Linked DNA regions of Homo sapiens: region 2 is linked to region 1. Evidence: read pairs that join two places in POLR2A ChIA-PET (ENCODE). Cell type or tissue: GM12878. All regions are shown on one strand. Each heading gives the region's core, and the rest is flanking DNA. Links, peaks and the distances in the headings are about the cores only. Region 1 has its middle 800 kb from the start of LRFN5. Region 2 has its middle 860 kb from the start of LRFN5.

Region 1 (5,392 bases), core at 83-5,082:
TGTGCACAACGTGTACCTTTGTTACATAGGTATACATGTGCCATGTTGGCGTGCTGCACCCATTAACTCGTCATTTACATTAGGTATTTCTCTTAATGCTATTCCTCCCCACTCTCCTCACCCCATGACAGGCCCTGGTGTGTGATGTTCCCTGCCCTGTGTCCAAGTGTTCTCATTGTTCAATTCCCACCTATGAGTGAGAACATGTGGTGTTTGGTTTTCTGTCCTTGTGATAGTTTGCTCAGAATAGTGGTTTCCAGCTTAATCCATGTCCCTACAAAGGACATGACCTCATCCTTTTTATAGCTGCATAGTATTCCATGGTGTATATGTGCCACATTTTCTTAATCCAGTCTGCATTGATGGACATTTGAGTTGATTCCAAGTCTTTGCTATTGTGCATAGTGCTGCAATAAACATACGTGTGCATGTGTCTTCATAGCAGCATGATTTATAATCCTTTGGGTATATACTCAGTAATGGGATCACTGGGTCAAATGGTATTTCTAGTTCTAGATCCTTGAGGAATCGCCACACTGTCTTCCACAGTGGTTGAACTAGTTTACAGTCCCACCAACAGTGTAAAAGTGTTCCTATTTCTCCACATCCTCTCCAGCACCTGTTGTTTCCTGACTTTTTAATGATTGCCATTCTAACTGGTGTTGAGATGGTACCTCATTGTGGTTTTGATTTGCATTTCTCTGATGACCAGTGATGATGAGCATTTTTTTCATGTGTCTGTTGACTGCATAAATGTCTTCTTTTGAGAAGTGTCTGTTCATATCCTTTGCCCAGTTTTTGATGGGGTTGTTTGATTTTTTCTTGTAAATTTGTTTGAGTTCTTTGTAGATTCTGGATATTAGCCCTTTGTCAGATGAGTAGATTGCAAAAATTTTCTCCCATTTTGTAGGTTGCCTGTTCACTCTGATGGTAGTTTCTTTTGCTGTGCAGAAGCTCTTTAGTTTAATTAGATTCCATTTGTCAATTTTGTCTTTTGTTGCCATTGCTTTTGGTGTTTTAGTCATGAAGTCCTTGTCCATGCGTATGTCCTGAATGGTTTTCTTCTAGGTTTTTAATGGTTTTAGGTCTATCAATTAAGTCTTTAATCCATATTGAATTAATTTTTGTATAAGGTGTAAGGAAGGGATGCACTTTCAGCTTTCTACATATAGCTAGCCAGTTTTCCCAGCACCATTTATTAAATAGGGAATCCTTTCCCCATTTCTTGTTTTTGTCTGGTTTGTCAAAGATCAGATGGTTGTAGATGTGTGGTGTTATTTCTGAGGCCTCTGTTCTGTTCCATTTGTCTATATCTCTGTTTTGGTACCAGTACCGTGCTGTTTTGGAGAAGGCCAGTTTTCTAGCCAATGTTACCTCTGTCTGTAGCCTCACCGGTATACTAATTTGATTATTTATATTTCTCTCACTCCCAGTGCAATGGAAAGGTCCCATTTCAAAGAGATAATTATATGAGAAGAAGTATTTTTGTCTCCAGTAAAAAGTAAATTTTCTTGAAGTATACATCTACTGAAAGTTTCAGTTGGGAATGAAAGCTTCAAAGAAACAATAACTTCTGTATTATTAATGCAGCAAACTACATTTTTTAAGAGTAAGCATCAATTTAAAGGCCGAAAATGGTAAGCCCCATATTTTTAAATGTGTAACTCTTCTTATACCTGAGGAGACACATTTAAAGCTCCTCAAATTGACTTTTCCCCACCAAGGACAATATAAGTTACTAAAACTTATGCTTTTGTAGAAATTTAAATTTGTTTCTGAATTCTTAGCTCTTTTATTGGATACAATTTTATAGTCACTATAGCTTAATTTTTTATGTAAGGGTTTTCATTATCTTTTATTGAATAAAACATGGCAAATACTCTTCAAATAAACTATAGAAAAATGTACTTCCACTATTTTTAGTTATGTATGGTATCATCAGTTTATTTCTCTTTCTTTCTTCCCAGAAAGTAAAATTTCCCACAAACTTGTAAATATCATGAGATTAAAGTACATTAACTCAATAAATATGCATATTTGTTTCCTAGATCCTCTTGGTAAATGAGGTATAAATACCAAAACTTAGGAAAAAATGACTTCTGTTGAGCTCCTACATAGAAAGGTGAACCAAGCAATAATAGACAAGGCATACTATGTGGACAATTATCAAAGAATATTTATAGATGAATCAGTAAAAATTTCTCCACTGTTTATACCTTTCCGAAGTTTAAAACCTTTACTCATAAGATAGAGTCCTTATATTTATGGTTTAAGAGTAAATGAGCTTGCTTATTTATTGAAATTAGACATTATTTTAAATCCGCTGATTCTCTTCCTTGAGTAAAACAAAGTTTAAAATTCCACATTTTACAGGTGACTTCATATGGCACTATTCTCAAGTTTCTTCTCTTTTCCATGCAAGCCACACTAAGCTACATGTCACTCTGCACTGGAACTTTGAACTTTTGTATCTTTGCTCTGTCAGTTTGAAACATCTGTACTCAGCATATCCTTCTAGACAGGGAATATTTCTATGAATTCTTCTAGAGTCCCGGATTTTTCACTTCTGATGTGAAATCTTTCTTGATAACAGTTTCAGAGATTGTCTTTCATTTCTGTAATTTTATCTAATGGATATATCCTTAATTGTATCTCCCTATGAATCTGGTAGGATCTTTTACTTATAAAATTTCAACCACCCGAGACAAGGAGAGAAAAAAAAACAAAAAACAAAAAAACAGAAAACATAGCCATCGTGAGAGGTTGAGTGGAAGGACTGCTTGAAGCCAGGAGATAGAGGCCAGCTTAGGCAACATAGTGAGATCTTGTCTCTACAGGAAAATAAAAAAATAAAGATAGCCAGACGTGGTGGCATGTAACTGTAGTTCTAGCTACTCTGGAGGCTAAGGCAAGAGAATCATTTGGGCCTAGGAAGTTGCAGTGAGCTATGGCATGCCACTGCACTCCAGCCTGAGCAATAGCGCCATACTCTGTCTCTAAATAATAATAATAATAAATTAAAAATATATATAGTTCTTGAGGCAAAGAATTGGAGGCCACATTACTACCTATATTGATTAGTAATGTCTGAATTTCATAAATCTTTTTAGTGTATAGTTATTTACCATGCAACACAATATACATAAATTCATTTTAATCAATAAACTTGCCTTTTCAATCTCTTTATTCAATGTTTTAGTTAAAGTTCCTGGAGTCAATATAAAAATGCTAGAGGCTGAAATATTTTCTCAAAACTGTCATCAGTAGAAATATTTGTTATGACACTAGAACTCTCTCTGAAAATCACAGATAATAAAAAAATGTTTAATGTTTATGTACCAAAAGTACACTATTTTATTACAAATAATGTTTTTGACATATTTCGACATTTTACCGACTTAAGAGAAAGCGAATGAAATTAAAATCAGCTTTCAAAAGTTAAACTAGAATGTCTCTACTATAGTTTTCAAAAATAATAGATGATTATCTTATGCTAAAAATGTTATGTGCCTAAATCAAGAAGTTTAGCAAATATTTTAGAACCTTCCACTGAGTTTTACCTGAAATTTTCATGCAGCTAACTGACAGTCTGAGTATTGAAACAATGCCATTCTCAAATAGGTCATTTTGTGACTGGTAATTGCCTCCTCCTATTTATTCATTCTGTCTTGTCTTTCTAAGATTGAGCTTGATTTTCTTTGGGAGACATAGCCAGAAACAATGCTCAACTTAAAAGTCTCCCTTATTATTAGTTATGTCTGTGGCGAATGTAGCTCAAAACAACATATATAAGAGTCATTTCTGATTTCTGATTTCTGGGCAGAGATTCTAGAAAATTCTTAGGTCAAATAAGTAAATTAAAGGTGGTAACACCTCCAGATGCAGCAGAAAATACAAATTATCTCTAGAAACAAAACACAAGTAGTTTCATCAGTTTGAATTTAGTTAAGTATCAGCTAAACATAAAACAAAAGCAACAAAAACCAATACAAACAAAATACAAACACAAAAAGGAGCAAGATTCAACAGAAAAAAAATAAAATTGTCCTTCAGAAACATCAAGTATTAGAATTACAAATAAGGTAAATTGCCACATATGGATTATCCGGATAAATAAAATGGCATTAAAAGTTGACCAAGGAGCAAGATGTTATTAAGCATGACAAGGCAGATTTTTAGAATTTTTTAGAAATAAAAAATACTAGCAATATTATTGAAAACTTATATAGCAAAATAGGCAGAGCCAAAGAGAAAGTTTATAAACTTGAAAATAGATTGGAATATATTAAGCATAATGCAACATAGAAAGATAGGAAGCTAGGAAATACGAACAAACAAAAAATATCTAATGTTAAATGCCAGAAGATAAAGAAAAAAATATTTTTGTTAGTAAAAAATCTTATAATTAGCCCGAATATTTTTCAAATATAAAGGACTGGCCTAAGACTCTGACCTGGGGAAGCCTACAGCCAAAGGAACCTGAGTGGAGCTCCCTTGCCTTATGTCAGGGAAAAGAAAGAAGTCTGTTTTGCAGAGTGCCTGCTTTCCAAAATTTGGAGAAAGATGATGGGCTAGTTTTTCATAGCTAATATGTGAATCCACAGAAGAAGGCTGAACTGGGTTCTTTATGGAAAGGTATTACAAGAATACCTGACTGGATGGGCAAGGTAACCCCATGAGATAGATGAGTCATTGGAAACCAAGGGGCAAAAAGGAAGTTATAAATAAAAGGCTGAGAATTTATCACTATGTGAAGTGAACTTATAATGATAAAAGTTCAATGGAGTAAGACAGTTTCTAAGCAACCCCAAGAGAGAATGAGCCAAAGATCATATATAATTACAGCATCGAAAAACGTACTAACAAGAAGTTAAGGTCACAAATGTCCTGGCTTTCTTTTTACTGCCTCTCTCTGGTAGAGCTCAAACTCTCAAGGGACCTCGAACAGCCATAGTAAGTGGAGGAAAATGTGAACCATCGTCACCTTTCCCACTGCAGGTTTTTCAGATTTAAGGTAAACCTGAATTGGGAAAGTGTGTCAGTTATAAAACAGCTTGGAGTTATGTGGTCATTATATTGGACTAGACTTTTAAATAATTAAGAATAATATGAATAATGTTTTGACAAGGGACAAGGGCTGATAGCAATTAGAGAAAAATAATCAATTGCTTTATTCCTGTACCCTATCTAGTTAATCTAGTTTAATAAACTGGTTATAGTGCACATCACCCACATCATGTTGGACTCCTGTAGGTAGCTGGCAGGACCACACATACAGTGTCAAGGGCAAAGAAGGACAAACTATAAAACCTAAACATTTATCCAAACTTGTTATTTATCTTATTGAAAATTAGTAACCAGCTCAATCACTTATTTAGTGTATGACTACAAT
Region 2 (5,392 bases), core at 103-5,102, 67 kb before region 1:
AGGATTTCTCTTTTTTTTTTTTTTTTTTGCATAAAGATCTTGATAGAGATACATAATTTTAAGTATTTTAATACATTTGATTAATTGTCCATAAATTTAGAAAAATAAACTCCCATCAATAAGAGTTTTTACTTGTCTCCCCAGAATGAGTAACAAATAATGTTTATTTTTTATATAAAAGAAGTCCAGAAGTAGGTAGTCCAAGGCTTTTGTGGGCCCTCCATAATTATCAGAAACCCAGGAGCTTTCTGCTTTACTGCTTCTATTTGCTGACTCCCATCCTCAAGTACAAAAAGGTTGTTCTTGTATCACAGTTTGCAAGAAGGAACAAGGAAGGAATGACAAACAGGAAGCATTTTCTAGGGACCTTTGCCACTTATCAACCTTACTCAAAATCTCATATCACAATTGCCTTCATACATTATTTGATAAAACTCTATCACATGACCAAACCTAGTTATAAAGGGTCATTAGGAATAGGTCTCTTAACTAATTGCAGCGTCATCCATACAAATTAGGAAAGAAAATTTACTAAAGAAGAAAATGTATCCTGAGTAGGCATTCAGTAATCTCATTTCTATTCGGTGACAATAACAATATTGTATTTCTTTAAAATATTTTAAATGTCATACATTTACTACTGTTTTGTTTTATTTCACCTCTTTCATATAGAAGTTTAATACTTTGTCATATGCTTAATAGCCATTAGTGTTTATTTACTCTGGCATTAAAAATTTATGAAAAGTTCTTAACTTATGAGAAGATCTAGAGAGACAAATCAAGAGCAGTAAAAAACAAAACAACTTCCATTCAACTAATGATGATTGGATGGTAGGAGGAAATTTGCTTTGTGGTTTGAGAAGAACCAGTTGCAGGTATACAACTGCTCATTATGTGACTTATTTTTTGAAGAACAAAAATATTGCATTCTGTGACTTATTTTTTGAAGAAAAAATATTACATGATTCAATGTAATGTACAAGAAACCAGAAATTCCCAGTTAAATATTATTTCTGGGATATAAGCTAATATATCTCTAGAAGGACATCAATCAAAGTAATTATATTATCAGTGAAAGAAAATTATTAACACGTTTCCATGAATTAACTTATTATTTAAATAGCTGTTATGAAAAATAATGGGTCTCATGGTTAAAATCAAGGTAAATCACAACAGAGAAAAGGAGAAAATATGGAAACTGTTCCATAGTAATTCATATTAGGGTTTTTTCTTATATCAGGCTATTTCTCATCAGAGATTTACGTACTTAAATAGAGTAGGATCCCAAGGTTAAAGAGATATTGAAGATTAATTTTCAAACTTTATCAAATTCATCCTTGCATAGAACACATTATAAAATCTTATCTTTTAACTTCTAATACTTTGACTTAAAATTATGTAAAGCATACACATATTGTTAAAATAAAGCATTACAAAAATAATAAAAGTAAATATTTTTCTGAAATAAAAATGTCAGGGTTTTTTTGTAGGCAGTAGAAATCATAGAAAGTGACTCTAAATATGCCTTCTCACTCTTTATGATCAAAATATAATTTTGTTTAAGTGCACAGGGGATGTGCAAATACCAAGCCATAAAAAAGTATTTTGGCATGTTTGGCCTTATTAATAAAACTAATGTCCTTGAAATCTACTTTCCTCTTCCTTCACAGTTATAAGTCCAATCATTTCCTAGGACAATAAAGCTTATTTCTTTCTTTCACCTCTTGGTGATATTAGGTAAGGAGGAAAAAGCGAAGAAGGTTGGTCAAACATCTATGAGATTTTTTCATTAATATATTAATAAATAAATAAATAAATCTTTGAGCCTTTTTTTTTATCTATCTCCATAAGGATAGGGGAAAATGTCAGGTGTCTAAACAGGTGCAGACCAAGATATGAGAGCCAATAAATAATGAGAATAAAACAGTGTTATAAGCTCATATCTAGTTGAGGAATCATGCAGTTTGGTCCAGAATTTTTTGGCTGCAAAACTAAGGCAAGAAGCCAACAGAAAATCAGTTAAATAAAAGAACCCACCTAAAAAAGAGTTATTTTTAGAAACAAAAATTGGAAATGAGGACAGAAAAAAGCCTAATCCAATTTTTTTTTTTTTTTTTTTTTTTTTGAGATGGAGTTTCACTTTGTCGCTCAGGCTGGAGTGCAATGGTGTGATCTCAGCTCACTGCAACCTCCGCCTCCCCTCCTGGGTTCAAGCCATTCTCCTGCTCAGCCTCTCAAGTAGCTGGGATTACAGACACCCACTACCACAGCCGGCTAATTTTTGTATTTTTAGTAGAGATGGAGTTTCACCATGGTGACCAGGCTGGTCTTGAATTGCTGACTTCAGGTGATTTATCTGCCTCGGCCTCCAAAAGTGCTGGGATTACAGGCATGAGCCACTGTGCCCAGCCTCCAGATTTTTAAAAAACAATCTGAAATCTATGATATTTTTGGGGGGTGGGGGGAAGGCAGTAATGTTAAAGTTAATGAATGACAATCTCATTCAATTGTACTCAATTTTGAGGTCAAAAGTTGGAGATCCATTTTTGTAGAAGTTAAATACGTACCTTGTGGTTGACTTTCGGTTTTGTGTGCCAGAAAGTCAAATACTTAGTGCTTTTCTGCCCCACTGTTTCATAGACTCAGAAATATCCTCAACCCATATGTAATGTGCTTTAGATTTTTCAGAGGATCATTTTCAATCTAAGGGAAAATTAAATATATCACAGCATCAGCAATACCAAAAACCTTAAATAGACATCCCCTGCTCCATGCCACTTCTAGGTGGACAGTTGTCCTGTCTTGCTCTTCTCTGTTCTCCATAGGTCACGCTGTTTCCCTGATGAATCATAGTGTGTCAGCATGTCTGTTCCAGTTGAAGAACTAGTGTCCACTCATCAGTCTTCATTTTCTCGGTGAGAGCCAAGCACACAAGCTGTTTCTAGTCAGCTATCTTGGCCTGACATTTGCTATTTTCCAGTTTATGTAAGGCAGTCCTTATTCATACAACAATTCCTAAAATATCTGAGTAATTTTCTTCCTTCCTCAAAGTTTCGGTATTAGTTTCTAGCAATATTTTATTATTGATATAAGAAAGTTATAAACGTGTTATTTTAGAAATTAAAATATGGTATAGATTATGAGCAACATTTGTAAGTGGTACATGGGTACATGATGCTTGAGAAAATGCATTTCTCATTGTTAAGGTACAACATTATAACCATGCACAGTTATTTATGAAAACATTAAATAATTCAAGTTCCTTAAGTCCTTAAAGATTTACTTTTATCTCCTTGACCTACCAGATTATTATCGTAATGCATAACATTTTAATACTACTCAGATGTTTCCTTATATTTCTGACAATGCTTTCTTTTTATGGAATAATACTATATAATTCTGTGTAGTGTTTCACGACTCTCATGGTTCTACCTTGTATCAATATGCAATTAACGTTTTTGTACAATTTTTTTATTTGGGTAATAATACCTAACATGAGACCTACCTTCTTAAATTTTGAGGTACACATACAATATTGTTAACTAGAACAATATCGTACAACAGTTCTCTAGAAGTTACCCATCTTGGATAACTTAAACTTTGTAGCCTTTGAGTTGCAATGCCCCATGTCCTCCTCCCTCTAGCCCCTGGCAATCACCATTCTACATTCTACTCTTTGCCTCTGTGAGAGTTGACTACTTTAGGTAGCTCATATAAGTGGAATCAGGCTGTATGTGTCATTCTGTGACTGCTTATTTCACTTAGAATAATGTCCTCCAGGTGTTTCCATGTTGTTGCATATAGAAGGATTTCCTTCTTTATTAAGGTGGAATATTATTCTGTTTACCTGGAATATTATATATATGGAATATTATTTAACTTCAATAAAGAATGGATAAAGAAAATGTGATTATTTATTCATTCACACATTGATGGACATTCAGGTTGTTTGTGTATCTTGTCCTTTGTGAATAATGCTGCAATGAACATGGGAGTACCTGTTGTGAGATGATTTCAATTCTTTTGAAAATATATCTAGAAGTGTGATTGCTGGATAAATGATAGCTCTATTTTTAAGTTTCGAAGAACCTCCATACTTTTCCATACTTTTTTCCATAGCAGCTGTAGCATTTTACACTCTCACTAATAGTGCTCAACGGTTCTAATTTCCTCACAACGCTTGCCAACCCTTATCTTTAAAAAAAAATAGCCATTCTAACTGGTGTGAGCTAATATCTCTTGTGGTTTAATTTTCATTTCCGTGGTGATTAGTGACGATGAGCAACTTTTCATACACTTGTTGACCATTTGTTTTCTTTGGAGAAATAACCATCAACATAATTTGTCTACTTTTAATGAAGTTATTTGATTTTCTTTTGCTATTGAGCTGTAAGAGTTATGTGTTTTGCATATTAATACTTTATCAGTTATACGGTTTACAAATATTTTGTCACATTTCTTAGGTTGCCTTTTCACTCTGTTGATTTTTTTTTTTTTTTTTTTTTTTGCTGTGCACAGCTTTTTAGTTTGATGTTGTCCTACTTGTGTATTTTTAATTTTGTTTTTTGTGCTTTTGGTGACATATCAAAGAAACTATGCTGAGGCCAATATCATGAAGCTTTTCCTCTATGTTTTCTCTAGGAGCTTTATAGTTTTAGGTTTTACAAATGTGTATTTTGAAAACTATAGGGCATTGATGAAATAAATTAAAGAAGAGACAAGTAAATGGAGAGACACACAGTGTTCATAGATTAGAAGACTTGATATTGTCAAAACACCTATGTTACCCAAAGCAGTCTTCAGACTCAATAAAATTCCTATCAAAACCCAATGTCATTTTCACAGGAACAGAAAAAAATACTAAATATTACAAGGAACTACAAAATATCTGAACACCCACAGCAGTCTTAAAAAAGAACAGCAAAGTTGGAGGTACCACACTGCTGGATTTCAAAATATATTACAAAGCAACAGTAAGTATAGCAGCATGGCAATGGAATAGAATAGAGAGTCCAGAAAGAAACCCATGCATATACAATCAACTGATCCTCAGCTTGGGTGCCAAGGATACGCAATGGGGGAGTGATAGTCTTTTCAATAAATGTCATTGAGAAAACTAAATCTCCTCATGCAAAAGGATGAAATTAGACACTTATATTACATTATACACAAAAGTAAAGTCAAAAGAGATTACAGATTTGGACACATAGCTTTTCTGAGCCTTAGCTTTCTCATGTATAAATTTTTTCTTCTCTGCAATGTGGGTATGGGTAGTACAAAGTGTATACAGAGCCATAAATATATTTACTGTATATATATGTATTATGTCAGGCAGTGCTTTGGAAAATAAGAAACTAGAAGGAAGGATAAAGAGGATGTCTAAGAGGTGGTA

What was found. ChIA-PET counts read pairs that join two places held together with the same protein. Peaks named below come from ENCODE experiments on the same cell type or tissue, not always from the same donor. Only the 100,000 strongest peaks of a DNase experiment are listed, where the experiment ranks them.
Region 2: POLR2A ChIA-PET joins it to region 1 with 7 read pairs; 2 of 35 experiments call an interaction of 5 or more read pairs at or near these places.

The regions. Positions count from the first base shown.
Region 1 is chr14:42,400,686-42,406,077 of GRCh38, reverse strand. No RefSeq gene overlaps it. Among named protein-coding and RNA genes, the nearest start is that of LRFN5, 800 kb to the right of the region's middle. In GM12878, for the core only: no CTCF peak of the experiment used is centred there; no DNase peak of the experiment used is centred there.
Region 2 is chr14:42,467,313-42,472,704 of GRCh38, reverse strand. No RefSeq gene overlaps it. Among named protein-coding and RNA genes, the nearest start is that of LRFN5, 860 kb to the right of the region's middle. In GM12878, for the core only: no CTCF peak of the experiment used is centred there; a DNase peak (open chromatin) is centred at 2,654.